2 separate regions of the Homo sapiens genome follow, and region 2 is linked to region 1. The links are chromatin loops, found by intact Hi-C in ENCODE. Cell type or tissue: endothelial cell of umbilical vein. All regions are shown on one strand. Each heading gives the region's core, and the rest is flanking DNA. Links, peaks and the distances in the headings are about the cores only.

Region 1 (15,882 bases), core at 3,176-8,175:
TTCCTTTGCTGTGCATATACTTTTTAGTTTGATGTAATTCCATTTGTCTGTTTTTGCTTTTGTTGTCTGTGCTTTGAGGTCTTTGCCCAGATCAATACCCTGGAACATTTCCCCAGTGTTTTCTTTCTTTTCTTTTCTTTTTTTTTTTTTTTTGAGATGGAGTCTCGCTCAGCCGCCTAGGCTGGAGTGCAGTGGCGCAATCTTGGCTCACTGCAACCACTGTCTCCTGGGTTCAAGCGATTCTCTGTCTCAGCCTCCCGAGTATCTGGGATTACAGGCACCCTCCATCATGCCTGTCTAATTTTTGTATTTTAGTCCAGACAGGGATTCACCATGTTTCCCAGGCTGGTCTCGAACTCCTAACCTCAGGTGATCCACTTGCCTCAGCCTCCCAAAGTGCTGGGATTACAGGTGTGAGCCACCGTGCCTGGCCCCCCCCCCCCCAGTGTTTTCTTCTAGTAATTTCTTTTCTTTTCTTTTTTTTTTTTTTTTGAGACAGAGTCTCGCTCTGTTGCCCAGGCTGGAGTGCAATGGTGCAATCTCAGCTCATTGCAACCTCCGCCTCCCAGGTTCAAGCAATTCTCCCACCTCAGCCTCTAGAGTAGCTGGGATTGCAGGCACCTGCCATCATGCCTGGCTAATTTTTGTATTTTTAGTAGAGATGAGCTTTCACCATGTTGGCCAGGCTAGTCTCAAACTCCTGACCTCAAGTGATCTGCCCACCTCGGCCTCCCACAGTGCTGGGATTACAGGTGTGAGCCACAGCACCTGGCCTAAATACATCAGTGTTTTTAAGGTTTCAATTTAGATATTAAAATCGCGTTTCTGGCCAGGCGCGGTGGTGCGTGCCTGTAATCCCAGCACTTTGGGAGGCCAAGGTGGGCAGATCACGAGGTCAAGAGATCGAGACCATCCTGGCCAACATGGTGAAACCCGGTCTCTACTAAAAATACAAAAATTAGCTGGGCATGGTGGCTTGCACCTGTAGTCCCAATTACTCGGGAGGCTGAAGCAGGGGAATTGCTTGAACCTGGGAGGCGGAGGCTGAAGTGAGCTGAGATCGCACCACTACACTCCAGCCTGGGTGACAGAGCGAGACTCTTGTCTCAAAAAAAAAAAAAAAATCACGTTTATTTTCTTTGTTTTGTTTTTGTTTTTGTTTTGAGACAGAGTCTTGCTCTGTCATCCAGGCTGGCGTGTAGTGGCACCATCTCGGCTCACTGCAACCTCTGTCTCCCAGGTTCAAGCAATTCTCGTACCTCAGTCTCCCGAGTAGCTGGGACTACAGGCGTGCACCATCATGCCCAACTAATTTTTGTATTTTTATTAGAGACGGGGTTTCACCATGTTGGCCAAACTGGTCTCAAACTCCTGACCTCAAGTGATCTGCCCACCTCGGCCTCCCAAAGTGCTGGGATTACAGTTGTGAGCCACTGCACCTGGCCACATTTATTTCAAGAAATAAATTTTTTGTTAGTTTACAAAGCACTTTGGTATATTTCATGTGATTCTTACAATGATGGTGAGTGTGTTATTTTATTTAATTTTAAAAATTGGAGCTGTGCGGGGTGTCTCATCCCAACACTCTGGGAGGCCGAGGCGGGAGGATTGTTTGAGCCCAGGAGTTGGGGACCAGCCTGGACAACATGGCAAGACCCTGTCTCTACAAAAAATTTTAAAAATTACACGCCTATGGGTCCCAGCTACTTGAGAGGCTGACAGCGCAGCGGGGGAATCACTTGAGCCCAGGAGGTCAAGGCTGCAGTGGGTCATGATCTCATGCCACTGCACTCCAGGCTGGATGACAGAGTGAGACTGTGTCTCTAAAAAAAAAAAAAAAAAATGTGAATAATTGATGAACACTGAACTTGTGCAAAAGTCTGAAATGTCTTTAATCATATGACATTTAAGAAGAAACTTTTAGGAGTTCTGGAATGACTTCACTTTTGGCTATTTGCAAAGGAAGCAGCTGTGAAGGAGTGTGGAAAACAGGAATGACAGAGAAAGAGGAAAGACAAGTGGTCAGATGTGTGCTTCTAGAACCAAGGAGGGATACAGTTAGATGGAAGGAAAACCAAAAGAAGACAGGCTTTTTTGATCCAGTCTGCGTGGTAAACTTTTTTTTTGAGTCTCTCTGTCACCCAGGCTGGAGTGTGGGGGCATGATCTTAGCTCACTGCAACCTCTGCCTCCGGGGTTCAAGTGATTCCCCTGCCTCAGACTCCTGAGTAGCTGGGGTTACAGGCAAGCACCACCACGCCCAGCTAAATTTTCTGTGTTTTTAGTAGAGACAGGGTTTTACCATGTTGGTCAGGCTGGTCTCAAACTCCTGACCTCAAGTGATCCACCAGCCTCGGCCTCCCAAAGTGCTGGGATTACATGCGTGAGCCACCGAGCCCGGGCCCCGTGGTAAACTCCTAAAAGGAGTCACCAATGCTCCTGCTCCTGGTCTGCTACAGCATGAGACAGCCACGATAGCCTAAAGATGACAGATGTTTCAGCAGTGAGAGCCAGAGAGAATGAACTGGAGTTAACATTCCTGAGACATACGCATCACCATCAAGACCTGAAATGGACCACAGTCAGCATTAATTCTTACCAAGTGAATACACTGCACAGTTTTAAAAAGTCAAGTATTACTTGCGGCAGATTGGATTATTTTTCAGAAATAGTCACTCCCCTTCCACCTGCATGGGTGGAGTCTACTTCCTGTCCCTTGATTTTGGGTTTGGCCTTGTTTTGGTCCATGGAATGTTAACAGACACCTGTAACAAAGCCTTGAAAAGTCTGCCCTGATTATTAGGTTGTGCTCTTCTACTTTTGAATTGCTGTAGGAAGAGCTTTTCCCCCAGGCAAGTTGCTGCTGTTCCCTCAACCTGGGTTTCAGAATGAACATGTGGAACAGAGCGGCCCTAGCCAACCTGCACAACTAACAACCTGAAACAGAGTTACTACAACCCAACGGTGAACTGTAGCAGCCAGGTTTTGCTACAGAGCAGTAGTGAATCCATGCAGCAGCAGCCCTCTAACTCAGTCCTTCCCCTCAGCCCTGCTCCCCAGAAGCAAGTATTTTCAACTCTTTCAACTGTTTCTTCTGGTAGTGTATCAGTATTTTGAAACAGTATGCTAATATTTTATTTCTCATTTATCATCTTTAGACCTTATATATTGACTTCCTGGCAGGTGTTACAATTTTCCTTCCACGGATGTGAAGGTTGAGGTCCAGAAGGGTGAAATGACTGTATAAGGTCCTGCAGTCTTGGTCAAATTCAGATTTCTGATGCTAAATTTCACACTCTACCCACCATATACTGTCAATATTAAAAGTCAGTTACACTTAAGACACTCTATAGTTCATGCATATTTCTCATCACACATTCATAAGATAAAACCAAAAAATTAAACCATTTACCAAAAAATACTGCTGTAGTACTGACAACGAAGACACTTCCTAGTTCAGTCTCCAATTTCCAGGCAGAACCGCCCCATCCTATCCACTACCTTTTTAACTCAACATTTGACAACTCTTTATGCACTGCGGGAGGTACGAAGGAAGAAACTGCCGGTTTTATTTCATTTTTAGAGACCGGGCCTGGCTATGTTGCCCAGGTTGGCCTCCACCTCCTGGGCTTAAGGGATCCTCCTGCCTCAGCCTCCCAAGTAGCTGGAACTACAGGCATAAGCAACTATTCCTGGCCAAAAACTCTGTTTTCAAGGAACGTAGCTTCTCATAGCAGTTGCAACTTTTAATGATGAAATATTGCTCTGCCTGTGGAGGTCACAAGGCAATAACAGAGAAATGGCATTGACAGTGTTAGTAATAGCCACCCATGGCCATCTGGTCATCGTTCCAAAACAAAACTCCCCTCAGAATTGTCCTGATCTTAGCGGCAAAAAAAACTGCTGCCAAGTTATTATTTTTCCATGGGTCACTCTTACATTAGGCATCTCATTAAGTAAACACTCTAAAATAAATCGTTCTCGGCTGGGCGCAGTGGCTCACACCTGTAATCCCAGCACTTTGGGAAGCCGAGGCGGGTGGATCACCTGAGGTTAGGAGTTCCAGACCACCCTGGCCAACATGGGGAAACCCTGTCTCTACTAAAAATACAAAAAAATTAGCCGGGCGTAGTGGCAGGCACCTGTAATCCCAGCTACTTTCGGGAGGCTGAAGCAGGAGAATCGCTTGAACCCGGGAAGCGGAGGTAGCAGTGAGCCTAGATCGCACCATTGCACTCCAGCCTGGGCAACAAGAGCGAAACTCCGTCTCAAAATAAAATAAAATAAAAATAAAAAATAAATCATGTTCTATATTTCATCTTGAGAGAGAGCGCATCATTCTAGCATTTTGCCTTTAGTTATTTATTGTGTCTTCCCCTAGTCCTGTGAACGCCGGAAGAACCTTCTTGTCTTGGTGGTTGCTGAATCCCCAGCATCTGTCACAGCCCCTGGCATACAGCAGGTTCTGACCAAGTATTATCCTGCTTTCATCCTCTGTTATTTGACAGCCTGCTTTATTGCTATAAATTAATATTTTACATTTGCAGAACTCTACAATGTGATTTCAACTAATTTCTTATTCCTATTTTAATCTTATTTCTCACGTCAAATTCACCAGACGACTACAAAATGAAGCAGAGAAGGAATTTAAATTGTAGTTACTGGGCATAAAGAAGGCCTCTGGGGCACTGAATAAACGTAGCTGTCAACATCCCATAAAGGCCGGGTTCAGGCACGCTCTAGAGCGGTCCGGCAGAAACGGCAAATTTCCCCTCTGGAGCCCCCAAAAGGTTATGTCGGCGAGACCGGAGAAGAGTGGGCGAGCCCTGACATTTGAGGCGGCGCTGGTGCAAGGGGGGAAATTCTGACACCGAGTTCTGTGAGGGGCCCTGGGAACGGCTTCGCCTCTGCGCCCACCAGTGTGAAGAGCCCCCCCCCAGCGTGGGCCACCAGACACAACTCCCACGGGGCGCTGGGCGCCGGAAACCTACCGACTGACCTGCATGACGTAGGTCCACTTCCGGCGGCCGCAGCATGCGCCACCCGGGATTGGCCGAGTCAGGTCGCAGTGGGCGGGACCGTCGCGTGTTCCCAGCCGCTAGCGCGGTCGCGCCGGTGCTTGCAGGGGTCAGATCCGACGTAAATGCGCCGGGTGCTGCTGGGCCTGGTCTGAGAGTAACAGCCCCTAAAGGTCACTTCCTTTAGAGCGTCGCGTGTGGGTCTCTGCGCCCTGGAGTCGCTTTGCCTCAGCGATCTCGCCGACTTCCGAGGGGTGTGTGCGGCCTGCCGGATGCAAGGCGGGAGGTCGAGCCCTTGGCACCTGCTGGGCCCAGATTCGTTCTGGTGACCGCAGCCCGCAGGCTCAGCAAAGAACGACGACGATTTGCCTGTTCCCATCCCGAGAGCCTTGGTGTCTTGGGGAATCGGATGCAGTCTCTGATGTTTTAACCACCTCGTTGGTGGCTCATTGGAAAATCTGCAAAGCCCAGTGTGGAAGCAAGGCTTAGCTTGGACAGCGTTTTCTGTTTCTCTCTCTCGGGTTGTTTATGGAAAACGCTTATTGCCATCCCTTCCATGGCATCTTATTTCTTTTGTTTTCTTTCTGAGAAGTAGAGACGGGGTCTTGCTATGTTGCCAAGGCTTATATTGAACCCCTGGGCTCAAGCGATCCTCCCGCCTTGGCCTCACAAAGTTTTCGGATCACAGGCATGAGCCACCGCCCCCAGCCAGCATCTTATTTCTTTTTTTTTTTTTTTTTCCAAGGCAGAAGAATTTTTCTTAGTACAGAACAAAATGAAAAGTCTCCCATGTCTACTTCTATCCACACAGACCCGGCAACCATCCGATTTCTCAATTTTTTCCCCACCCTTCCCGCCTTTCTATTCCACAAAACCGCCATTGTCATCATGGCCCATCCCCAATGAGCCGCTGGGCACACCTCCCAGACGGGGTCCTGGCCGGGCAGAGGGGCTCCTCACTTCCCAGTAGGGGCGGCCGGGCAGAAGCGCCCCTCACCTCCCGGATGGGGCGGCTGGCCGGGCGGGGGGCTGACCCCCCCACCACCCTCCCGGACGGGGCGGCTGGCCAGGCAGAGGGGCTCCTCACTTCCCAGTAGGGGCGGCCGGGCAGAGGCGCCCCTCACCTCCTGGATAGGGCGGCTGGCCGGGTGGGGGGGCTGACCCCCCCACCTCCCTCCCGGACGGGGCGGCTGGCCGGGTGGGGGGCTGATTCCCCCACCTCCCTCCCGGACGGGGCGGCTGGCCGGGCGGGGGGCTGACCCCCCCACCTCCCTCCCGGACGGGGCGGCTGGCCGGGCAGAGGAGCCCCTCACCTCCCGGACAGGGCAGCTGGCCGGGCAGGGGGCTGACCCCCCCCCCACCTCCCTCCCAGACGGGGTGGCTGCCGGGCGGAGACGCTCCTCACTTCCCAGACGGGGTGGCTGCCGGACGGAGGGGCTCCTCACTTCTCAGACGGGGCGGTTGCCAGGCAGAGGGTTTTCTCACTTCTCAGACGGGGCGGCCGGGCAGAGACGCTCCTCACCTCCCAGACAGGGTTGCGGCCCAGCAGAGGCGCTCCTCACATCCCAGACAGGGCGGCGGGGCAGAGGTGCTCCCCACATCTCAGACGATGGGTGGCCGGGCAGAGACGCTCCTCACTTCCTAGATGGGATGGCGGCGGGGAAGAGGCGCTCCTCGCTTCCTAGATGGGATGGCGGCCGGGCAGGGACGCTCCTCACTTTCCAGACTGGGCAGCCAGGCAGAGAGGCTCCTCGTATCCCAGACGATGGGGGGCCAGGCAGAGACGCTCCTCACTTCCCAGACGGGGTGGCGGCTGGGCAGAGGCTGCAATCTCGGCACTTTGGGGGGCCAAGGCAGGCGGCTGGGAGGTGGAGGTTGTAGCGAGCCGAGATCACGCCACTGCACTCCAGCCTGGGCACCATTGAGCACTGAGTGAACGAGACTCCGTCTGCAATCCCGGCACCTCGGGAGGCCGAGGCTGGCGGATCACTCGTGGTTAGGAGCTGGAGACCAGCCCGGCCAACACAGCAAAACCCCGTCTCCACAAAAAAAAAAAACGAAAACCAGTCAGGCGTGGCGGCGTGCGCAGGCACTCGGCAGGCTGAGGCAGGAGAATCAGGCAGGGAGGTTGCAGTGAGCCGAGATGGCAGCAGTACCGTCCAGCTTTGGCTCGGCATCAGAGGGAGACCGTGGAAGGAGACCGTGGAGAGAGAGGGAGAGGGAGAGGGAGAGGGAGAGGGAGAGGATCTTATTTCTTGAAGTGAGAGTAAGATCCCATTACTTAGGGTTTCAGTCAGGGGTTATCAAAAAGCCTTTACGATAACTTACTTGCAAATGTGAATAGCAATGCCTGCCCAGAGGTTGGTGAGGACCTAGTGAGATCTTACATAAAACAAGCTCAAAGGAGTTGAAATGTTGAGTCCCTTACTATTTCCTGTTATAATTCTCTAATTCTGTTTCCATAATGCTTTCAAATTCCAATGCTTTGGAGACATACAGTGATCAAGGAGTTACACCAGTATTTCTGTCAATGGGCAAGGCAAAATCCATATTCCACCCAGCGGTAGACACTTGAATCTAGCAAAACTTTCCTGGCTGACTCCCTGCCCCCTATCCTTTACTGTATCCGGGAGATCCCTTCCTTATCTTGAGGCCCACCTACTCTGGAGGTTGGTAAGCAGTGGCTACATTCAGGATGAGAACTATATTCTGGTGACCTTTCGTATGTCTGTAGTTCTGTGAATCTGCTGAATTTGGCAGTGACTGCTATGTAGGGGATTAAAAGTTTGAATCCTGCCACAATGTGCTTCAAAAATCCCTTCTTTCTTATCTTCCACATTCGTACCTCTTAACACTCCCTCACTCAGTTTATCTGTTCTGGGAACTTCCTGGAACTTCACTTCCTTCGTGCTTTGGCAAAAGCATTTCCTTCTGCCGGGAATACCTCTGCTTCCATGTCAGCCTTTTTTTCCTTTTTTTTTTTTTTTTTTTTCTTGAGACGAAGTCTTGCTTTGTCGCCCATGCTGGAATGCAGTGGCTCGATCTCGGCTCACTGCAACCACTGCCTCCCGGGTTCAAGCAATTCTTTGCCCCAGCCTCCTGAGTAGCTGGGATTACAGGCGCCCACCACCATGCCCGGCTAATTTTTGTATTTTTGGTAGAGACAAGGTTTCACCATGTTGGCCAGGCTGGTCTTGAACTCCTGACCTCATGATCCACCTGCCTCAGCCTCCCAAAGTGCTGGGATTACAGGCGTGAGCCACCGAACCCGGCCTTTATCAGCCTTTCAATGTATTACCCATCCTGGAAAACCCAGTTACACTGCCAATCCCTCCAGGAAACTTTCTCTATTCCCGTAGCACTTTGCCCTCCTATTATAGAATCTGTACGGCTGTGTGGCCTTAGTTATTTGTGTAACCTCTTCCTTCCACTCAAGGCTGGGAAAACTGTTGGGATGGCACTTTATCTATATATGCCATACAAGACAATAAAACTCACTCCACAATTATTTATGGAGGGCTTGTTGTGTGTTCTCAGGAGTGCTCTGGGGTGCCAGGGATGCAGCAGTGAACAGTGTCCCCTCTCATGGAGCTTATGTTCCATGGGGAAACGACAGACAGTAAACAAAAGCACAAATAAATAGCATGCCAGGTGGTGGTATGTACTATGAAGGAAAACAAAGGAGGGAGAGAAGATGGAGAATAATGGTGGGGGGAGGGTGCTCGTTTAGACACTGGTCAAAGAATGCTGTTTTCTGAGGAGAAAACCCAAATAAGATGAGGGAGTGGCCGGGTGCAGTGGCTCCCACCTGTAATCCCAGCACTTTGAGAGGCCGAGGTGTGCGGATCACCTGAGGTCAGGAGTTCCAGACCAGCCTGGCCAACAAGGTGAAACCCCATCTCTACTAAAAATACAAAAATTAGCCGGGCATGATGGCAGGTGCCTGTAATCCCAGCTACTCGGGAGGCTGAGGTGGGAGAATCGCTTGAACCCAGGAGGCGGAGGTTGCAATGAGCCGAGATGGTGCCACTGCACTCCAGCCTGGGCGACAGAGCAAGACTCCATCTCAAAAATAAATAAAAATTTAAAAATTGAAAACAAGTCAGGCTAGAGGGGAGTGGTAGGATGCAAAACAGGAGAAGTAAATGGGTTAGAAAATGTGCAGATTTGCATTAGACATTCGATAAATGCTTGTTGAGTTAAATTTACTGAATTGATAAGGGACAGAGAGTAATCTAATGATAATAATAATGAAACTTGGAAATTGCTTGAGGTTGAGTGCAACAGACCCTATAGGCATATATATGGAGTAGTTATAACTTACACACAGGGACAGTTGGAACTCTTATTTTGTGTGGTGATACTTATTTAGTATGGTGATACTTAACTGAAGAAAAAAAATCTTATGAAAACTAATGGTTTATCCAACAATCTTCCATTATAATGGAAACACAGAAGAACAGGAGACGGATTTTGTGGAGAACGACTTGTGAGTGGAATTATTTGGTAGAAAATGCTGATCACCATTAAAAAGCTCAGAAGGAAACAAAATCCATCTCCTGGTGTTGCCTTGCTTTTGATTTGTTGAATAAGGACACTAGAATGTTAATTGACAGTAGTTGAGATGAATTTGTATATTACTTAATTTTAATAGTACTTTCCTTCCCAAGGGTTAAGGTGAACGCTAGGGACGGGGAGCTAGTACCCCACAGCCAGAAGCTGGCCTTCGGTACAAAGTTATGTTACTTCAGGATAATGTTGCCTCTTGGGGTGATACTGCTTTGATCACAGTTGTCACCTGCACCCCAAAGACTAGTTTTCCCTTTAACGGCATGTAGCAACTATCTCTCGCCATCCGAATTTAAAAATAAAGAGCCCGTGTTTACTTAATGGTTTTTGATTACGTGCTCTTATTTTAAGCTAGTCTAACTTCCTCCAAAAATTGACTACTATGAGGCTGTCAATTCTGCTCTTCATCACATTTCTCAAAGTTTAAATTGATCGTCAGTTTCTTGGTAGTCATTCATGTAGACGAGCTCTGATGTGGTTTCCAACTCAGCTCTTAAACCACGGAATTGACAGTCTTACCCTTGGTTGCTGAGTCAACACATCTTTTTACTAATTCACAGGAATGTGCCATTACAGCTAGCTCCTATGTTAGTCATACCTCTTGGCCAGATGTTAAGGTAGCTTTGGAATGAGACAGCGTCCAATTCCATCCCTGGTGTCTCCATTCCTTAAATGTGGCAGTATGGTGTGGTGGGAGAGCCTGTTCTCGCTCTCTGAGTCCAGCCTGTCTGGATTTAAGCCCAGCTCTGTCCCATGCTAGCTAAGTGATCTTGAACAAATGAGTTACCCCTCATGCCTCATGTTCCCCATCTATAAAACAGGGATCACAGAACCTGTGTACTTCACAGGGTCACTATGAGAATTAAATGAATGAATATAGGTAAAGCTAGAACACTGGCCTGGAGTAAACCCTCAAATGCTGCCCTTAATCCTTGTCTCAGGAATTGAACTCCCTTGGCTTCTGTTTCTTCACATTAGAATAGTAACAATAATTCTTACCTCATGGAGTTCCTGCATTGCAGATGTTATGCTCAACACTTTTTTTGTGTGCATCTGTGAGACAGAGTCTCACTCTGTTGCCCAGGCTAAGGGGCAGTGGTGTGATCTCGGCTCACTGTAACCTCCACTTCCCAGGTTCAAGTGATTCTCCCACCTCAGCCTCCCAAGCAGCTGGGACTACAGGCACACGCCACCATGCCCAGCTAATTTTGGTATTTTTAGTAGAGACGGGATTTCACCATGTTGGCCAGGCTGGTCTCAAATGCCTGACCTCAGGTGATCCGCCCACCTCGGCCTCCTAAAGTGCTGGGATTACAGGGATGAGCCACCGCACCCGGCCTATGCTCAACACTTTAAATATTTTATTTAGCCTCTTCAGAAGGAACAAAATCTGTCTTCTGAGACTAAATAAAACATTTAAAGTGTTTAGCATAACATCTGCAATGCAGGAAGCCACCCATAAGTATTAGCTCTTGTTATTAGAAAACATTTATTTAGTGGTAGTCGCAATCTGTTTAAATTCAGCGTTGAAGGGACCAGAGGAATGGACCACAGAATGTGATACACCATAAACATGTGCCATCTTGGTGAGGATGGTGAGGGACAGAAATGACATAGAGTTTTTGCCTTAAGATACAATGACAGCATCTGGAGAAATAATCAAAGTGAAGCTTGCTCTTGGAGTAAGAGCAAGTTCCCAGAGCTCAAACTGTTTAAGCGCATGAGCGACAGCAAGGAGACTTCATACAGGGGTTGTGACCCTGAGGTCCACAGATGCTCAAAGGTGCACAGATAAAAATCAGGGAGTCTGTGAACTTAGATTTAAATTACATCTTTAGTTTCACTAACCTCTAATGGAAATCTAAACCTAACATTTCTTCCCATTTGGAATATAGTAATTCACAAAGCATAGCTGAAGGAACAGTACTCATGGCTTGGGACCAATAGTACTGAAAGTCATCTTCATATCACATTACAGTTCTTGCAGATATCCCAGAATACCATTTTGATTCATGATTAATTTGAAATTATGCCAGATACATGTTAAGTCCATATATTAGTGCATCACAAATTGGCTTTTAAAATATTTGGCAGGGACATTTCAATTCAGTTGGTTTCCTTTGTAATCCTTTGTAATATATTTTATGAATTACGAATCCTATTCTGAGGGCTCCACAAGCATAGGACCCACAAGCGAATGGGGCCTTGGGCACAGGCAGGTTAAGAGTCTGGTTAAGAGCATGGGCTCTGCAGCCAGACAGCCGAGTTTCTAATCCTTTCTCGGCTCCTTACTAGCCAGGTGACACCAGGCAGGCTACCTGGCTTCTCTGTGCCCTTGTTTCCTCACCTGTGAAACAGGGACAAAGGCTGTCCTAAGGTATAATTGTGGGAACTTCTGTAAATACATAGAACAGTGCCTTGCGCATAGTAAGCCCTCGGCCAGTGTCAGCCGTGATCAGAAAAGCATTTTACATGAGACCTGAGAAAGGACAATGACAGCTCAGGTTGGGGTCTGCATGCCAGAATGATTTCCCCAGGAAGAGAGTGAAATTAAAACATTAGGTCATGAAGAGACAGGCAGACCGCAGGACTGGAGTGAACAAATCCATGTATTTATTTGTTCATTTGATAAAGGTTTATTGACTACCAACTGTGTGTCTCTCAGCGCTGTCTCTAACACTTTTGGGGCCTGGAGCAAGTATAGAAATGGGGCCCACACACCATGTCTGAATATTTAAAAGTGGCAAATCAAGCGCAAGGAGAATATTCTACTTCACAGAGAAGTCTTCAAAGTAACTAAATAACAAATTATTTTTATGTAACAAAGTTGGCAAAGATGACTGAGTTTAACTAACATTACAAATGTGTAGATGTTTTCTGATGACCTGAAAATGTTTAAATTAGTGGTAAATAAAGGCATACAGGGCCGGGCATGGTGACTCACGCCTGTAAGCCCAGCACTTTGGGAGGCCGAGGCAGGCAGATCACCTGAGTTCAGGAGTTTGAGACCATCCTGGCCAATGCGGTGAAACCCCGTCTCTACTAAAAATACAAAAATTAGCCGGGTGTGGTGGCACACACCTGCAGTCCCAGCTACTTGGGAGGCTGAGTGGGGAGAATCGCTTGAACCCAGGAGGCAGAGGTTGCAGTGAGCCGAGATCACACCACTGCACTCCAGCCTGGGTGACACAGCGAGACTTCGTCTCAAAAAAAAAAAAAGACACACATAGTTCATAAATAATTGTATTTTTATCTAGAAAATTTATTTTTTTGCTTTCATTTCATTTGTTACAATAGATAATTTCGCATAATTTGTGTTTGGACAGTAATGACTTAAAGGATTAAGAAATAAAATATAATTGTACTTAACATATACAGCATTTGTATGTATTTAATATAATGTGTGAATTTGAGTATGTAAAATTTTAAATTTGTTTTTACATTCGTTTTTTCATTTTTCTAAAAGTTCCAAAAGTATTAGAATTAAAAACAAATTATAGTGGATAAATATCAAATATTTAAAACTTATTTTTATTAAAGAACTGAGATTTTTAATCTTTTGAAATTTAAATTGTTTTAAATATTTTTATAAAAATTGAAATTGTCATTCTGGGTCTCAGTCCTAGGTGATTCTAGTAAAGAATTAATGCTGCAGTTCTTATTCTACATATTACATATGTGCATATTCAAGAATAATATGAATTGTTTAATATTACAAAGTCTTCCTCAGACTTTGTGCATAACTGCTGTGAATTCCATGGCAATATACAAGAACTTCCAAAACCACCAAGTGGGCCATAAATTGGATCAAGCAAGTGGATAACCAGCCTGAGCAACATGGCAAAACCCCTTTCTACAAAAAAATATAAAACTTAGCTGGGCAAGGTGGTGCGCACCTGTAGTCCCAGTTACTCGGGAGGCTGAGGCAGAAGAATCCCTTGAACCCTGGAGGCAGAAGCTGCAGTGAGCCAAGATTGCACCACTGCACTACAGCCTGGGTGACAGAGTGAGACCCTGTCTCAAAAAAAAAAAAAAAAAGGATACTTGGGACTGTAGGGAAATACCACTGTCTGTGATATTCTTGCATAATAATAGATTATACAAGAATCTGTTACACCCTTGGTATCTGAGATGGATTTGACAAATCTACTTGCCTTTTGTCTGCCTGGTACTTCTATGGCTCACACCCTCCCTGCCGTTCTTGGAGGCAACAGCACAGCTCACAACTCTCACAGCACGGTGTCACCCTCAAATGGAGTTTCAAGGACATGGATCCAGGGATGTGGGGGAGTCTTCACCCAGGCCTGGCAGTGTGGGTCCAGAGAGCAGATGGAGCCGAGTTAATGCATCCCTATGCCAGCACCGTGCGCCAGACACCCAGTCACAGACGCAGCTCTGTGTTCATTGTGTTTGTGTGTTTGTGTCTCTGCTCTGGACAGAACATACTTAACAGCGTATTTGGATTGATGAACAATTTCTAAATATTTGGACACATGGTAAGCAGGCCTCTGTTTGTACTCTTGTCCTGGGGACTGCACAGTGTTGGGGGTGGTCTGAAGTTGGAGACAACTATTGATAAGCCTTAGCATATGAGTGGATGCCACCTGGAGAAAGGGCAGAACAAGGAGGAAAGGTGAGCAAAGTCGATGGCTGCTGACACCCGCCTCTCCTTATGATTCGTACTTCCTTCTCCTTACTCTGCCTCCTTCCTCTTTGATTTCCTGCTCATTTTCTTTGTTCCAAGTTTAAAAACAATTTACTCCTTCCCAGGCCTCAGAACACCTACTGACATCACAAGCACCAGGTATGTCTAATAGTGACTACTAGTTTGGGTGTTTGGAGTAGGGGTGGCGACACTGAATCTTGAAAGAATAGATCTTTCAGGCAGAAAACAAGTGTAAACAGTGAATATCCCACGGAAGAGATTCCCTCTAAGATGCGCCCTGGAAGGGCGGAAGAATATTTTATAGGAAGCTTATTTTGAGGGCTTTCTCTTTCTAAATGTCTCCTTTATCCTGTTTAGAATTGTTGGGCCTTCATGCTATTTAGCCTCAAAGTATTTAGCTGCTTGAGATATTCAAGATTAGACCTATAGTCAATCAAAATGAAATAAAATCTATTTCTTGGTTTATTTATTTATTTATTTTTTTTTTATTTTATTTATTTATTTATTTTTTTGAGATGGAGTCTCGCCCTGTCGCCCAGGCTGGAGTGCAGTGGCACGATCTGGGCTCACTGCAAGCTCCGTGTCCCGGGTTCACGCCATTCTCCTGCCTCAGCCTCCAGAGTAGCTGGGACTACAGGCACCTGCCACAACGCCTTGCTAATTTTTTTTTGTATTTTTAGTAGAGATGGGGTTTCACCATGTTAGCCAGGATGGTCTCGATCTCCTGACCTTGTGATCCTCCCACCTCAGCCTCCCAAAGTGCTGGGATTATAGGCATGAGCCACTGCACCCGGCCTATTTCTTGGTTTAGAATGAGATGCTTAGGATGTGATGAAACAGATTATTAATACTGCTTAGGATGGATGAAACATATTATTAATATTATTAATACTGCTAAAGTGTTGCTGTCTTGTCGGGGTCATCTCTGATTTAGTTTGAGATGGTTTTATGGAATAGAAAAAGCTTTTGTTGCATTTGAAAGATTACAGGGCTACAATGGATAAAGCAATATGATACATGTTATAAAGCAAATGAAAATTATACCAAAAGAGTATTACACCTTTGGCTAGCTTAGATAGTATGTATATCTGGTTAACTATATAATTTGACTTAGCTTACTACGATGATTTTATACCACACAAAAATGCATGCAGTAACATGAATTCTTTTTTTTTTTTTTTTTGAGACAGTCTAGTTTTGTTGCTCAGGCTGGAGTGCACAGGTGCAAACATGGCTGACTGCAACCTCGACCTCCCAGGCTCAAGCAATCCTCCCATCCCAGCCTCCCAAGTAGTTAGAACCACAGGCACATGCCACCACACCCAGCTAATTTTTGTATTTTTTGTAGAGACAGGGTCTGGGCATCTTGTCCAGGTCATCTTGAACTCTTGGGCTCAAGCGATCCTCCTGCCTCAGCCTCCCTAAGTGCTGAGATTACAGGTGTGAGCCACTGTTCCCAGCCATGAATTTTTTAAACGCCTGAGTAAAGTTGAGCATAGCCTTCAGTAGCAGAATTCTGAAGTGGTTGACTTTGTTTAACTGTGGGCTGGCAAAACTAATGTTGAGACTCTTTTAGCTCAGTAAAGACTCTTATGTTACTGGCATAAAAGCCTGAAATAGTGAGCTAATT
Region 2 (15,882 bases), core at 4,614-9,613, 51 kb after region 1:
AGAAAAACTTGCTTCTGAGGCCTTCATTTTGAACTCCAGCAATGTCATATATTAAGCTTTACAAATGAATCCTCCTTAAACAACACGCTGTTACTTTTAAAAGGCAAGTTCCTGGATGGCTTGTGTAAGGTTAACACATACATATGCTTTGCAGATGAAAATGACTGTACTGTGTGTGCTTCTGTGGCACAAGAGTGCTGTTTAAGGCTGGGCGCGGTGGCTCACGCCTGTAATCTTGGGAGGTCAAGGCGGGCAGATCACTTGAGGTCAGGAGTTTGAGACCAGCCTGGCCAACATGTTGAAACCTCGTCTCTACCAAAAAATACAAAAATTAGCTGGGCGTGGTGGTGGGCGCCTGTAGTCCCAGCTACTTGGGAGGCTGAGACAGAAGAATTGCTTGAACCTGGGAGGCAGAGGTTGCAGTGAGCCGAGATTGTGCCATTGCACTCCAGCCTGGGTGACAGAGTGAGACTCCGTCTCAAAAAAAAATATAAAATAGTGCTGTTTAAGAACTTTTTAAAAATAAAATTCCTCTTTTGACCTAAATTTTTTTTTCTTTTTTTTTTTTTTTTGAGACAGAGTCTTGCTCTGTCATCCAGGCTGGAGTAGTGTAGTGGTGCGATCTCAGCTCACTGCGACCTCCACCTCCTGGGTTCAAGCAATTCTCCTCTCTCAGCCTCCTGAGTAGCTGGATTACAGGGGTGCACTACCATGCCTGGCTAATTTTTGTATTTTTAGCAGAGATGGGGTTTCACCATGTTAACCAGGCTGGTCTCGAACTTCCGAGCTCAGGTGATCCGCCCACCTCGGCCTGCCAAAGTGCTGGGATTACAGGCGTAAGCCCAGTACTAAAAAATATTTTTTAATTAACTTTCAAAAAGCTACGCTGATACGCTTTGGCTGTGTCCCCACCCAAATCTCATCTTGAACTGTAGCTCCCATAATCCCCGTGTGTCCTGGGAGGGACCTGGTGGGAGGTAATTGAATTATGGAGGCAGGTCTTTCCGCAATGTAAGATAAGCCTTTGAGGCCAGGCATGGTGGCTCACGGCTGTAATCCCAGCACTTTCGGAGGCCGAGATGGGTAGATCACAAGGTCAGCCTGGCCAATATGGTAAAACCCAGTCTCTACTAAAAATACAAAAATTAGCTGGGTGTGGTGGCACGCACCTGTAGTCCCAGCTACTCGGGAGGCTGAGGCAGAAGAATGGTTTGAACCTGGGAGGTGGAGGTTGCAGTGAGCCAAGATCATGCCACTGCACTCCAGCCTGGGCAACAGAGCAAAACTCCGTCTCAAAAAAAAAAAAAAAATTGTGCCTTTGCTCCTCCTTTGCCTTCTGTCATGATTGTGAGGCCTCCCCAGTCATGTGGAACTGTGAGTCCATTAAACCTCTTTTTCCTTATAAATTACAGTCTCAATTATGTCTTTATTAGCTGCATGAGAACAGAGTAATATATATGCCAATTTACATACCAATCAATGACGCAGAGCCACAAAATTTCTAAATCAGAGGGGAAATAGAAGTCAAGGCCCAGGGGGAGAAGTGGCCTCTCAAGCTTGTGTAGCTGGTGTCTGATCTGACCAGTACTGGGTTCTACTGGCTTCTAGGGGTGGTCTTAGTTTACTAGTCATGATCCCTTTTTTTTTTTTTTTTTTTTGAGACAGAGTCTCACTCTGTCGCCCAGGCCGGAGCGATGCAATCTCAGCTCACTGCAACCTCCACCTCCCAGGTTCAGGCAATTCTCCTGCCTCAGCCTCCCAAGTAGCTGGGATTTCAGGTGTAAACCACCACACCTGGCTAACTTTTTTTTTTTTTTTTTTTTAGACGGAGTCTCACTCTGTCACCCAGGCTGAGTGCAGTGGTGTGATCTTGGCTCACTGCAATCTCTGACTCCAGGTTCAAGTGATTCTACTGCCCCAGGCTCCGGAGTAGCTGGGATTACAGGTGCATACCACCATGCCTGACTAATTTTTCTATTTTTAGTAGAGATGGGGATTCGTCATGTTGGCCAGGCTGGTCTCGAACTCCTGACCTCAGGTGATCCACTGCCTCAGCCTTTCAAAATGCTGGGATTACAGCATGAGCACCATTCCTGGCTTAATTTTTGTATTTTTAGTAGAGACAGAGTTTCACCATGTTGGTCAGGCTGGTCTTGAACTCCTGACCTCAGGTGATCTGCTTGCTTGCCTCGGCCTCCCAGAGTGCTGGGATTACAGGTGCTAGCCACCGTGCCCAGCCTACTAGCCATAATCTTAAAAGGTAAACAACTACCTGTGAAGTTGAGGCTTCGAAAACTTAGTATTCCGGAAGGAATGATAATTGTGTATTTCTTTTCCTCCTACTCTGAGTTTGGAGTTGTTGAAATAGGGGCCTAAGGGAGTCTAAAAAACAAAAAATCTCTGACATAATGCTCAGAAGCTCACTGTCAGTTAGTTATTTACATTTTGTTGTGGTCGCTAATTTTTTTTTTTTTTTTAGAGACATGGTCTGGCTCTGTTGCTTAGGCTGGAGTGCAGTGGTGTGATCATAGCTCACTGCAGCCTTGAACTCCTGGGTTCCTACTTCAGCCTCCTGAGTAGCTACGACTTCTAATTTTTAAATTTTTTTAAATTTAAAAAAATGTTTAAATTTTTTTGTAAAGATGAAGTCTTGCTATGATGCCCTGCTGCTCTCAAACTCCTTGTGTTCAGAAATCCTCCCGCCTCAGCCTCCCAAAGTGCTGGGATTGCAGGCCTGAGTCATTGTACCTGGCATAACCTGATTTCTTGACACCTAAGGACAGTCAGACTGCTTCCACTCACACTCTTTCACTTTTTAAATCTACTAGTTTATAAGATCAACCACTCACAATTTTTTGTTTTTGTTTTGAGACAGTCTCTCGTCACCCAGGCTGGAGTGCAGTGACACGATCTCAGCTCATTGCAGTCTCCACCTCCCAGGTTCAAGCAATTCTCTCGCCTCAGCCTCTGAAGTAGCGGGGATTACAAGCGCGCACCACCACACCTGGCTAATTTTTTTGTATTTTTGGTAGAGATGGGGTCTTACTATGTTGCCCAGGCTCCCAACCTCAAACTCCCAACCTCAGGTGATCCTCCCCCCTTGGTCTCCCAAAGTGCTGGGATTACAGGCGTGAGCCACTGCGTGCAGCCCATACTCTTTCAATAATTATTTTAGCTTCAGTGGCAAAGGCTAATAATGATCGTATGTGTCTCTCTGATTGCAATGATGGGATGTTTATAGATACCAGGCACATACTCTCCTTGATCACAGCTTCACTAGAGACTCTTTGGCTAAGTTAACTGGTGTTCAATATTTTGAATTCGCATCCTGGACCTTCCTCCTACTGCCCGTGTTCGTGGTGTTGCTGTTGGGTTGGTACCGGCATCCATATTGGTGTTCTCACTGTTGGTGTTGGGTTAGTACTGGTGTTGATATTGGCATTCATGGTGCTGATATCTCTCTATAGTTTTCTGTCCAGCCTGTACTCAAGACAGGAAGTTTGAAGAGTTTCTGTGTGCAAGTATGAATTTCAAGGGGGTAGTAGGGAGTAAAGTCAAGAAAAAAAATCTGGAATGATCTTAGAAGTTTCCCCTCCCTCCCTCCCTCTTTTCTTTCTTTCTTTCTTTCTTTCTTTCTTTCTTTCTTTCTTTCTTTCTTTCTTTCTTTCTCTTTTTCTTTCTTTCTTTCTTCCTTTCTTTCTTTTCTTTCTTTCTTTCTTGCTGTGCTATAAAGTGAGATAAACAGTTAAGACGTTCACCAGTTCCTGTGGCAGAGGCTCTGGCTGTATGGACGAAGGAAAGGTGTGTGCCTTGATTCAAATGCAAGTGAAACCAGCATCTTTGCAGGAACATGGAAAGGAATGTTTAGAAAAATTGATTCCCATTTCAATATTTAGTATAATTTACTCCACTTATCATGAAATGCTTCTTCACAAATTTTATGAAAACAGGAGCTGCCCCTATTAAGAACCCCATGCACCTCATGCAATTCTATGGGTGTTGAAAGAAGTACTTGCTGGCCAAGTGAAAGCCTCAAGACTGAAAGGCAACATTATATTACAGCAGCAGTTGGTTCCTCAAAACAAGATGCTCACCTGGAAAGAATTCCGTGTGTTCCCGACCCCCACCCACCCACTGGCTGTGAAGGAGCCCTTCAGGCCCCCGTGTGCCCAGCAAGACAAGCCCCCCAGACACCCCTCACCCGGCAAGACACTGCCCCACTTCATCACTACGAAATGTCCAAGAAGAGAGCTAAATGTAAAACCAATCACCCACCTTTCCCTAGGAAACCGTCAGCCCAACCTCAACAAACCCTACATTCCTGCTGACCTTGAAACCACCAGAAAATAAGAAACAATTCACCAAGGAAGAAATACAACTTGTCCTTAAATACTGAAGAAAGATGTTCATTTCATCCAGGGAAGAGCTGATGTTGCAGTATTAAGCCTGGAGGCCATCTAGAAGCAGAATTCCCCTCTTCCTTGGAACACTGCAGTCTTTTTCTCTTGAGGCCTTCAACATATTGGAAGAGGCCTACCTGCACTGTGGAGGGCCATCTGCTTTATTCAAAGTTTACTGATTTATTAGGCCGGTGCAAAAGTAATTGCAGTTTTTGCCACAGTTTTAATGGCAAAAACCGCAATTACTTTTGCACCAACCTAATACATGTTAATTACGGCCTGGCACGGCGTCACGCCTATAATCCCAGCACTTTGGGAGGCCGAGGCAGGGGCATCACCTGAGGTCGGGAGTTCAAGACCAGCCTGACCAACATGGAGAAACCCCGTGTCTACTAAAAATACAAAATTAGACGGGCGTGGTGACATATGCCTGTAATCCCAGCTACTCGCAGGAGGCTGAGGCAGGAGAATTGCTTGAACCTGGGAGGTGGAGGGTACAGTGAGCCAAGATCGCGCCATTACACTCCAGCCTGGGCAACAAGAGCGAACTCTGTCTCAAAAAAAAAAAAAAGAAAAAAGAAATGTTAATCACACATAAAAAAAAGATACCCTCACAGCAACATCTGGATTGATGTTTGACCAAAAACTGTGTACTATAGCCTAGCCAAGGTGACAGGTGAAATTAACCATCGCAGAGGTATTTAGCTGTGTTGGCAATGTTTATTTTCTAAGCTGGGCAGTGGATATGCATGTATTCACTAAATTATCCTTTAAGTCCCCTTTCTATGTGGGCTTTTTTTTTTTTTTTTTTTTTTGAGACAGAGTCTCACTCTGTCACCCAAGCTGGAGTCCAGTGGCACGATCTAGGCTTACTCTAACCTCTGCCTCCCGGGTTCAAGCGATTCTCCTGCCTCAGTCTTCCAATTAGCTGGGTTTACAGGCGCCACCACCACGCCCGGCTAATTTTTATATTTTTAGTAGAGACAGGGTTTCACCATGTTGGCCAGGCTGGTCTTGAACTCATGACCTCAGGTGATCTGCCTGCCTCATCCTCCCAAAGTGCTGGGATTATAGGCGTGAGCCACTGCTCCCAGCCCCTTTTCCATGTCTTAATAACACATAAATATTGCATAACACGTAACTATTTAAGTAATAAACAGCAATAATCAGAATATATTCTAAAATCAAAGTAAAAACAAATTGACTACACGTCTTTACTTTTTTTGTTGTTTTTTTTTTTACGAGATGGAGTCTTGCTCTGTCACCCAAGTTGGAGTGCAGTGGCACAATCATAGCTTATTGCAGCCTCAACCTCCCAGGCTCAAGAGATTCTCCCACCTCAGCCTCCCAAATAGCTGAGACTACAGGCATGCGCCACCATGCCCAGCTTATTATTTTTTTTTTTTTTTATTTTTTGTAGAGACCTGGTCCCATTGTGTTGCCCAGGCTGGACTCAAACTCTTGGGCTCAAGCTATCCTTCCGCCTTGGGCCTCCCAAAGTGCCAATAATGTGCTCGGCCATCTTTACTTTTCATTAGACACATTCCTTAAAAGCCAGGTATAAGATAAAAATTTATATTAGAACTCCCCCAAAATTAGGTTATAATTAAATCAATGAAAAAATATTGTAAGATAAATTTATTTTTAAAAAATTATTCTAAGATCTAAATTTCTAAAATCACAAAACCCTAAAATTCTAACTTTAGCAGTTATGGGCAACAAACTTCTTTCGCCTAACCCTTGTGTGGAAGGTACATCAGACGGGTAATAAAACACATGAAGTTCGTTTTTGAAATCCAAATTTGAAGTACTGGTTAAGTAAAAACAAAGTATCAGTTTATTTTCATGGGAAAGATGAAAGCTCTCACATTCTGAAGGGGCTGTGGCTCTTCATTTCTTCCCTCCCTCCCTTCTCTTGCTATTGCTAAGCCTGACACTTAAATGTAGCTATGTGACACTCCTGTGCAAGCTTCTACTCCTGCAACCCCCAATCTTTTGGATTTCCTTAGGAATTTAAAAATTAGACAATAGGCCGGACGTGGTGCTCATGCCTGTAATCCCAGCACTTTGAGAGGCCGACGTGGGAGGATCGCTTGAGTCCAGGAGTTCGAGACCAGCCTGGCCGACATGGTGAAACCCTGTTTCTACCAAAAATACAAAAATTAGCCAGGGATGGTGGCGGGAACTTGTAATCCCAGCTACTACTCCGGAGGTTGGGGCAAGAAAATGGCTTGAACCCGGGAAAGGGAGGTTGCAGTGAGCTGAGATTGCGCCATTGCACTGCAGCCTAGGCGACAGAGCGAGATTGTCTCATAAATAAATAAATTAATTAATTAATTAATAATTAAAAAAAGGAAGGAGGGGAAGGAGGGGAAGCAGGAGAAGGAGGGGAAGCAGGAGAAGGAGGGGAAGGAGGGGAAGCAGGAGAAGGAGGGGAAGGAGGGGAAGCAGGAGAAGGAGGGGAAGCAGGAGAAGGAGGGGAAGGAGGGGAAGCAGGAGAAGGAGGGGAAGGAGGGGAAGCAGGAGAAGGAGGGGAAGCAGGAGAAGGAGGGGAAGGAGGGGAAGCAGGAGAAGGAGGGGAAGCAGGAGAAGGAGGGGAAGGAGGGGAAGCAGGAGAAGGAGGGGAAGGAGGGGAAGCAGGAGAAGGAGGGGAAGGAGGGGAAGCAGGAGAAGGAGGGGAAGGAGGGGAGGAGGGGAAGGAGGGGAAGAGGGAAGGAGGGAGGGAGGGAGAAAAGCCAGACAGTAAACTGGAGAACAAAAAACGCTCTACCACAAGAGGGCAGTAGACACCACCAGCGCGCAGGCCTCCCTCGGGATCAAAGGGAAGGCTCTGAGCGCGGAAGGAACCCCGCATTCTCTAATTTAGGCCTCTTCTTCAGGGATGGGAAGGAGATGGCTAAAGAGGTTCAGCGACTTACCTGAAACCACGCCGCCAGTGGCCCGCCTCTGTTAAAGGCTAACGTGCCGCCTAATTAAAGGGAAGGAAATAGGAGGCGCTGGCCGGGGAAGCTGGCTCACTTCTTCAGCACTTTGGGAGGCCGAGGTGGGAAGATCACGTGAGGTCAGGAGTTCAAGACCAGCCTGGCCAACATAGCGAGACCCCCGTCCCTATAAAAAATTAGATTAACAACAACAAAAAGAATTAGGAGGCTCCTTAGTAGGGACGCCCTTCCCCCATAACTTAATAGTCCAACAATGATGTGCAAGTCGCCAAAAGAAAGAAAATGTATGGGGAGTGGAAGTATAGAAAAAGCCGCACTGACGACCCAGGCCATCTTTAGGCCCCTGTGATGTGAATGGGAATGATTTTCAGAGTCTTTACCAAAATGACTACATTGTCAGAACTTCCCCGACTTCCCGCTTTCCCCCAGAGAATCACCCCTTCCCTGTTGAGGAGACAGGCAATCTGCCCAGAGCCCAGAGAGAAGATAATTTCTAACTTCCATACAAAAAAGCAGGGTGGTCCCATCAGGACAAAACTCTCCCTGAAGGAGTCAGGTCTGTATAACCCTCACCCGGGGGCAGAGATAGCCTGGAGCCCAAAGGCTGTGTCTGATCCCAGACCCTGTTGTAGGAGCTGGTGGGGAATTGCCACCCTCCGCAGTCCTCCCTACCCAGAGCCACAGAGCCCCAAAGCTTCCCTCCCAGCCTGGTGTTACCAGCGCTGAGTCCAGCCCTGCTCTCAGCCACCCCGGTCATTCTCTCCCACCTCATCCATCACCCTCTCCCTCGCACCCACTCCCTCTAGGGTCGCTGGATTTCCTTCTGCTCCTTGAATCCACTAAACTTTTCTCTGGCTTAGGACATTGGAGTTTGCTGTTCCTTCTTTCTCAAATGCTTTTCCCTACAGACCTCACACGTTCCGTGATCTGCTGGGCCAGTCTGTGTGGATCCTCACAGGCATCTCAAACCCAGGATGTTCCAAACTGGCCGAGGGTTTTTGTTTTGGTGGCACTGGATTGAACCATCTCCTCCACGAAGTCCATTTCCTCACACGAAGTCCGTTTCCTCATTTGTAAAATGAAGACAATAGCACCTACCTTACAGGCTTTTTGTGAGGATTAAATGAGAATATAAATATATATATACACACACACACACACACACACACATAGATGAATATATATACACATCCAAGTATATAGCAGCTGTATGTATATATTTACATACATACATATGTATATAGCATATACATGTATACATATAAAGCAAGTAGCACAGTGCCTGATCCATAGAACACCTCAATGAATGGAAACCTTTACAGTAAATGCTAACATTTTCCTCCATAAAGCAGCTCCTTCCACCTCCTCTCCAAGGCAGACATCAGATTAGTACCTTTTGACTCTTTCCTCTCTTTCACCACCCACATTTAATGAAACAACAAATCCCAGTGTGTATTTCTAGAATCCAATCCATTCTTCACATCCTACTCTCACTGTCCTAATTCATGCCTGTGTTATTTCTGGCCTGGATTACTGCAGTAGTCTTCCAATAGCCTGCTTCACATCCAAGCTCCATTACTTAATCTATGTAGAATGAAAGCTTACCATGCGATAACAGACTACTATGAACGGGTTTTTGCCAATACATTTGAAAACTCAGACAAAATGACCAATTCCCTAGAAAAAACGTAACTTACCAAAACTGACTTAAGAAGAAAGAAAATGTATGGATAGTCATAAAATGATTAGGGAAATTGAAACAGAAGTAAAAATCTTTGTCAAATTAAACTTAGACCTGGATGACTTTCCAGGTAAGTTCTCTTAAACTTTCATGGAGTGGATCATTCCTATTTTATAAAAACTCTTCCAGAGAATAGAAGAAAGTGGTTTATCTTCTCCTAGGTATTCTGTGAGGCCAGTGTAACCTTGATACTAAAACCAGGCAAGGACAGTAAAAGAAAAAGAGGCAAAAACATGAAACAATTTTTTTTTTTTGGAGATGGAATCTCACTCTGTAGCCCAGGTTGGAGTGCAGTAGCATGATCTGAGCTCATTGCAACCTCCACTTCCCTGGTTCAAGCAATTCTTCTGCCTCAGCCTCCTGAGTAGCTGGGATTACAGGCGCCAGCCACCACTGTGCCTGGCTAATTTTTGTATTTTTAGTAGAGATGGGGTTTTTGCCATGTTGGCCAGGCCAGTCTCGAACTCCTGACCTCAGGTAATCCACCTGGCTTGGCCTCCCAAAGTATTGAGATTACAGGCGTGAGCCACCACACCTGGCCAAAACAAAATATTAATGTGGTGTTTCATGCCCACACATTATTTAACCTACCTTGCTCGCTTCCTTCCTTCCTTCCTTCTTTCCTTCTTTCTTTTTTTGGAGACAAGTTCTGGCTCTGTCGCCAGGCCAAGTGTGGTGGTACAATCAAGGCTCACTGCAGCTTCCACCTCCCAGGCTCGGGTGATCCTCTCACCTCAGCCTCCTGAGTAGCTGGCAATACAGGCATGCACCACTGTGCCTGGCTAATTTTTAAATTATTTATAGAGAAGAGGTTTCACTATGTTGCCCAGGCTGGTCTTGAACTCCTGAGCTCAAGTGATCCTCTCCTGCCTTGGCCTCCCAAAGTGCTGGAATTACAGGTGTGAGCCATTGTGCCTGGCCATTCATTTGATATTTCTACATTCAGGAAGTGGAGCTAAGCTTTCCTCCACTTGAGCATGGAGTGACTTGCATCTGATGATTCCAGGTTATAAAAAGTCTGTGGCTTCCGGGTTGGGTACACTCTCGCTCTCTCTGCGATTGCTGTCTCTGGAGGAAGCCAATTGCTGTATCTGAGAGGCCTACATGTTGACAGTCACACAGTGAGCCTGGAAGCAGGTCTTTCCCTCGTGAAGCTTCCAGATGACTTCAGCTCTGACCAACACATTGACCACAACTTCCTGAGAGACCCTGAGCCAGAACTACATAGCTCAGCCACTCCTGGACTCCTGAGAAAACATGTTATAACAAATGCTTGCTGTTTCAAGACACTAAATTGTGGGATAACTTCTTACGTTAATATAGTTCACAAACAAAATCTAACAGTGTTTAAAAAAGATCATAAAGACAGGTGCAGTGGTTCGTGCCTGTAGTCCCAGCTACTCAGGAGGCTGAGGTGTGAGGATCACCTGAGCCTGGGAAGGTTGAGGCTGCAGTGAGTCATGATCACGCCACTGCACTCCAGCCTGGGCATCAGAGTGAGACCTTGTCTCAAAAAATAAAAAGGACTAGATAAGAACTTCCTTAACTGATAAGGGATATCTAAAGAAAAAAATTAGTAAACATTATTATTTTATTTTTTTAAAACACCTAACTGCATCGACTCAAAGTAAACATTATTCTTAATGAGAAAATGTTGAAAGTGTTTTACTTATGAGCTGAAACAGGATAAAGATGGTCACGATCGCTGTAGGGTCCCTCAGGCCTCTGTTTTCTTTCTGTGTCCTTACCGAAAATCAGATTGCCTTGACTGCTCTCTGATATGGTTTGAATCTGTGTCTTCAGCAAATCTCTTGTCTAATTGTAATCCCCAATGTTGGAGATGAGGCCTGGTGGGAGGTGATTGGGTCATGGGGCGGATGCTGTTCTCATTATAGTCAATGAGGTTTCACAAGATCTGGTTGTTAAAAAGTGTGTGGCACCTCCCTCCTCTCTCTCTTCCTCCTGTTTTGGCCATGTAAGATGTGCCTGTTTCCCCTTCACCTTCTGTCATGATTGTAAGTTTCCCAGGGCCTCCCCAGCCATGCTTCCTGTACAGCCTATGGAACCTCGAGCCAATTCAACCTCTTTTCTTTATAAATTACCCAGTCTCAGGCATTTCTTTATAGCAGTGTGAGAATGGACTAATACAGTAACCCAGCCAACTGTATAGGTTTTGTCCAACAGGCTTGAACCCAAATCAGGGCCTTGAACATTTCCAGGCACTGATGAAAGTATCTAGGTTTACTTGAAAAAAACTGTCCCTAGCTCTGGACCAAACCTTCATATAACTCTATATTCTGGGAGGCCGAGGTGGGTGGATCACGAGGTCAGGAGATCGAGGCCATCCTGGCTAACACAGTGAAACCCCGTCTCTACTAAAAAATACAAAAAAATTAGCCGGGCGTAGTGGCAGGCACCTGTAGTCTCAGCTACTCGGGAGGCTGAGGCAGGAGAATGGCATGAACCTGGGAGGCAGAGCTTGCAGTGAGCCGAGATCGCGCCACTGCACTCCAGCCTGGGCGACAGAGTGAGACTCCGTCTCAAAAAAAAAACAAAAAACAAAACTCTATATTCTGAGCCCCCTTGCTGTGAGATACCTGGTCAGAGCACCCCTTCTCTCTCTGTCCATCTTGAGGGTACTCTGCAGTTCTCGGTATATAAGTTCCCCTAATAAATGCTTTTTTCCAGGCTGGCATTTAGTGCTTTTTTTCTTTGTAAATTTAACTGGCCTGATCTCAGGACAGCTTGCGGTACTCCTTTTTGGGAATTCCCCTGCCTCCACTTTTGGGGGTAACTCCAGCCACAGGTTTGGACAAAACAATCGCCACTTATATTTTACATGTATTGGGGTTTCTAGACAGTAACTTATGACAAGAAAAAAGAAATTTAAATTTTGAAGATTCCAAAGGAAGAAACAAAACCATTCTTATTTGCAGATGGCATGGTTGTATACATGGACAACCCTAAATCTGTAGAATACTAGAAATAACAAGAGAAGTTTATCAAGATGGTTGGTCATAATATTAATGTACATTAATCAGTTGACTTGTAACCTATTAGCAACAATGCATAGTAACAACAAAACCAGAAGGTACCTAGGAATGCTCTACCAAAAGAAGGATGCGACATATATAAAGATTATGAAACATGGTCGGGCACGGTGGCTAATGCCTGTAATCCCAGCACTTTGGGAGGCTGAGGTGGGTGCATCACCTGAGGTCAGCAGTTCGAGACCAGCCTGGCCAACATGGTGAAACCCCATCTCTACTAAAAATACAAAAATTAGCCGGGCGTGGTGGCGGGTGCCTGTAATCCCAGCTACTCAGGAGGTTGAGGCAAGAGAATTGCTTGAACCTGGGCGGTGGAGGTTGTGGTGAGCCAAGATCGCACCATTGCACTCCAGCCTGGGCAACAGGCTGAGCATAACTCTGTCTCAAAAAAAAATTATGAAACATTAATGAAAGACATTAAAGAAGACCTAAAAAATGGAGAGACATAATATGTTCATGGATAGAAAGCCTCCATATTGTAAAGATATCTTTCTCTCCAAATTGATTTATAGAGTCAGTACAGTTTCAATAAATGTCTCAACAGGGATTTTCAAGGAACTTGACAATATGACTCTAAAATCTTTAAAATTTATATAAACAAGCAAAGGGTGAAGAATAGCCCAGTCATTCCTAAACAAGAATAGGATACAGGGACTTTCCCTACCAGATAAACAAGCATTAAAAGATGTAGTAATTTACAAAGTGTGGTATCAGCAGAAGGAAAAAGAAGTTGACCAATGGAATGGGAATGGAGATCCCAGAAATAGATTTACTACACGTACAGTGATTTTCAAACAGGAATATCCCCAAGAACTCATTGTTAACATAGTAAAAAGTAAACAGATTCTTAGAAGCTATATAATGACTCAATGCACATCATCAAATATGCCAAGACAAAGAAAATGTAGAAACAGAAATCTCATGTAATTTGGAAGTGAAAATGACTCAAATATAATTTTATACATAATTTATAAAGCTTTTTTTTTTCAGCCAGGCACAGTGGCTCATGCCTGTAATCCCAGCAATTTGGGAGGCCAAGGTGGGTGGATCCCCTGAGGTCAGGAGTTCAGGACCAGCCTGGCCAACATGGTGAAACCCCATCTCTACTAAAAGAATACAAAAATTAGCCAGGCATGGGGGCACGCACCTGTAGTCCCAGCTACTGGGGAGGCTGAGGCAGGAGAATTGCTTGAACCTGGGAGGTGGAAGTTGCAGTGAGCTGAGATTGCACCACTGCACTCCAGACTGGGAGACAGAGCGGGACTCTGTCTTAAAAAAAAAAAGCTTCTTTTTCAATATACAGGTTCTGATGAACCTAATTGTCAAAGAAAAATTGAAAAAAGTCTAGCATCTGGCACAGAAAATCTTATCAGATATTACAGTGACTATATTATAAAAATTTTTACATAATAAAATAATTTATTTTTCTAAACCTATATGGAATAACATTTTAAAACTTCTTAAAGACTTCCTCAGGAACATTTCATTTTCCACTAAGAACAACACACACATACACACACAAATATTAAAATTGTATTCAAAGCCTATAATTTATACTTCAATATTATAAGATTAATGCTCAGTTACATGAATGTTTGGTAGAAATCACCTGTAAAGCCATCTGGGTTTAGGTTTAATTTGATGAAGTTTTAACCTCTGTCTTAATTAATCCATCTAGAACTGATTTTTATGTTTGGTGTGAGGTAGGGACACTTTTTTTTTTTTTCATGGATAAACATCCCTTCCCCACTTATCTGCAATATCACTTTTGAGAACTCAAGTATCTAATTACAGAAAAAATGAAAACACAGTTTTTGAGCTTAACTGAGATATTGAAGTTCAAATAACACCTAGAAAACAATTCTACTCTACACTGATAATATTTTCCTTGGGAAGCATTTTCAGGAGCATTTTCATTTGAAAGGGAGATGTGGCATTTGCTCCCTTTACTTCTGTTATCTTGTCTGATGACAGAAACACAGACTGTCATTTATCTCAAGTACTGATATAAAGGTGCATGTTGCATCTAGGGTTTAGCATATCCAGCACTGGCTTGGAAAATGGAGAGAACCCAGACTTTGTACCATAATGGCTTGACGCATATCCTCAAATATGCCGGGACTAAGAAAATGTAGAAGCAGAAACCTCATGTAATTTGGAAGTGAAAATCACTCAAATAGAGTTTTATCAATAATTCATAAAACTGCTTTTTCAATATACACAGATCCCATGAAGCATATCCAACTCTTTTATTTCAGTTACAAAATGAAATTCCTGAATGAACTTTAGCGATTTTTGAGTAAAAAGTTGAGATTGGGCAATTCAAGCTCTTGTTTGGCTCTTATTTTGAAGGAGGATTTTTCAGTTTCCATCACGTCAGATGGTAGTTATCTGTCAATTAATAATTGACAATTTACTGATTTTAAAACAAGCCTGCACTCCTCATCTTCCTTTTACTGAGATTTTCAGTCCTGAGAATTTTCTCCTGCACTAAGCACAGCAGCTTTGAATCACTCTGTTCCCTAAGAGTTAAAGGGAATAGGATTAAGGGGGAAAAAAGATCACTGTAGACATTTTCAGTTTAGGCCTAATTTTTATTTATTTATTTATTTTTTTGGGATGGAGTCTCGCTCTTATCACCCAGGCTGGAGTGCAGTGGCTCAATCTCAGCTCACTGCAACCTCTGCCTCCCGGGTTCAAGGGATTCTCCTGCCTCAGCCTCCTGAGTAGCTGGGATTACAGATGCCCACCACCATGCCTGGCTAATTTTTGTATTTTTAGTAGAGACAGGGTTTCCCCATGTTGGCCAAGCTAGTCTCAAACTCCTGGCCTCAAGTGATCCACCCATTTCAGCCTTCCAAAGTTCTGGGATCACAGGTGTGAGCCACCGTGCCAGGCCTAGGCCTAATTTTAACCGACAAATTGAGTCATATGCTGTCCTTATGCACAAAGCCGACGAAGAAGATACAAATTAAACATCTGGACAGATATAAAAAATAATAGAGGCAAAAAATAAGTAAAGGATTATAAACAACTTCCAGGTTTGGTTTTGTTTGAGACAGGGTCTTGCTCTCTCGCCCAGGCTGGAATGCGGTGGTGTGATCAGAGCTCATTGCAGCCTAGAACTCCTGGACTTGTGCCACCACTCCCGGCTAATTTTTGTGTTTTTGGTAGAGACAGGGTTTCACCATGTTGCCGGGCTGGTTTCCATCTCCTGACCTCGTGATCTGCCCGCCTCAGCCTCCCAAAGTGTTGGGATCACAGGTGTGAGCCACCGCGCCCGGCCATATTTTTTATTGCAAAAATGTTATTCTGTTTATTCAGGGTGGGGTCCATGGGCCTCTACCCCTGGAATGACACGGGAATTCATTAGCAATGCAGAGTCTAAGGGCAGGGCCGGGGGGTTGGGCAGTGGCTCACATGTGATATGTGATTTGTCCTTAGTGCACTGGCCAGAGGGGCAGGGTTCTGTTTCATTCACCACAGCCCTTGTGCTAAGAAATCAGAGAAGAGGTCGGGCACGGTGGTTCATGCTTGTAATTCCAGCACTTTGGGAGGCCGAGGAGGGTGGATCACTTGAGATCAGGAGTCTGAGACGAGCCTGGGCAACATGATGCGACCCCGTCTCTACAAAAAATACAAAAACTAGCTGGATGTAGTGGTGGGGGCCTGCTACTTGGGAGGATGAGGTAGGAGCATCACTTGAGCCTGGGAGGTTGAGGCTGCAGTGAGCTATGATCGTGCCACTG

The links. Peaks named below come from ENCODE experiments on the same cell type or tissue, not always from the same donor. Only the 100,000 strongest peaks of a DNase experiment are listed, where the experiment ranks them.
Region 2: a loop joins it to region 1, with 4 times the contacts of the local background. A loop is called at or near these places in 9 of 110 quality-filtered maps.

Annotation. Positions count from the first base shown.
Region 1 is chr1:7,943,432-7,959,313 of GRCh38, reverse strand. No RefSeq gene overlaps it. Among named protein-coding and RNA genes, the nearest start is that of PARK7, 10 kb to the left of the region's middle. RefSeq lists enhancers at 4,678-4,877, 5,408-5,517. In endothelial cell of umbilical vein, for the core only: no CTCF peak of the experiment used is centred there; a DNase peak (open chromatin) is centred at 5,073; H3K4me3 peaks cover 993 bases; H3K27ac peaks cover 1,171 bases.
Region 2 is chr1:7,894,237-7,910,118 of GRCh38, reverse strand. It overlaps a transcript of UTS2 not described here. Among named protein-coding and RNA genes, the nearest start is that of TNFRSF9, 39 kb to the left of the region's middle. In endothelial cell of umbilical vein, for the core only: a CTCF peak has its summit at 7,195 (motif pointing right); a DNase peak (open chromatin) is centred at 7,208; H3K27me3 peaks cover 289 bases.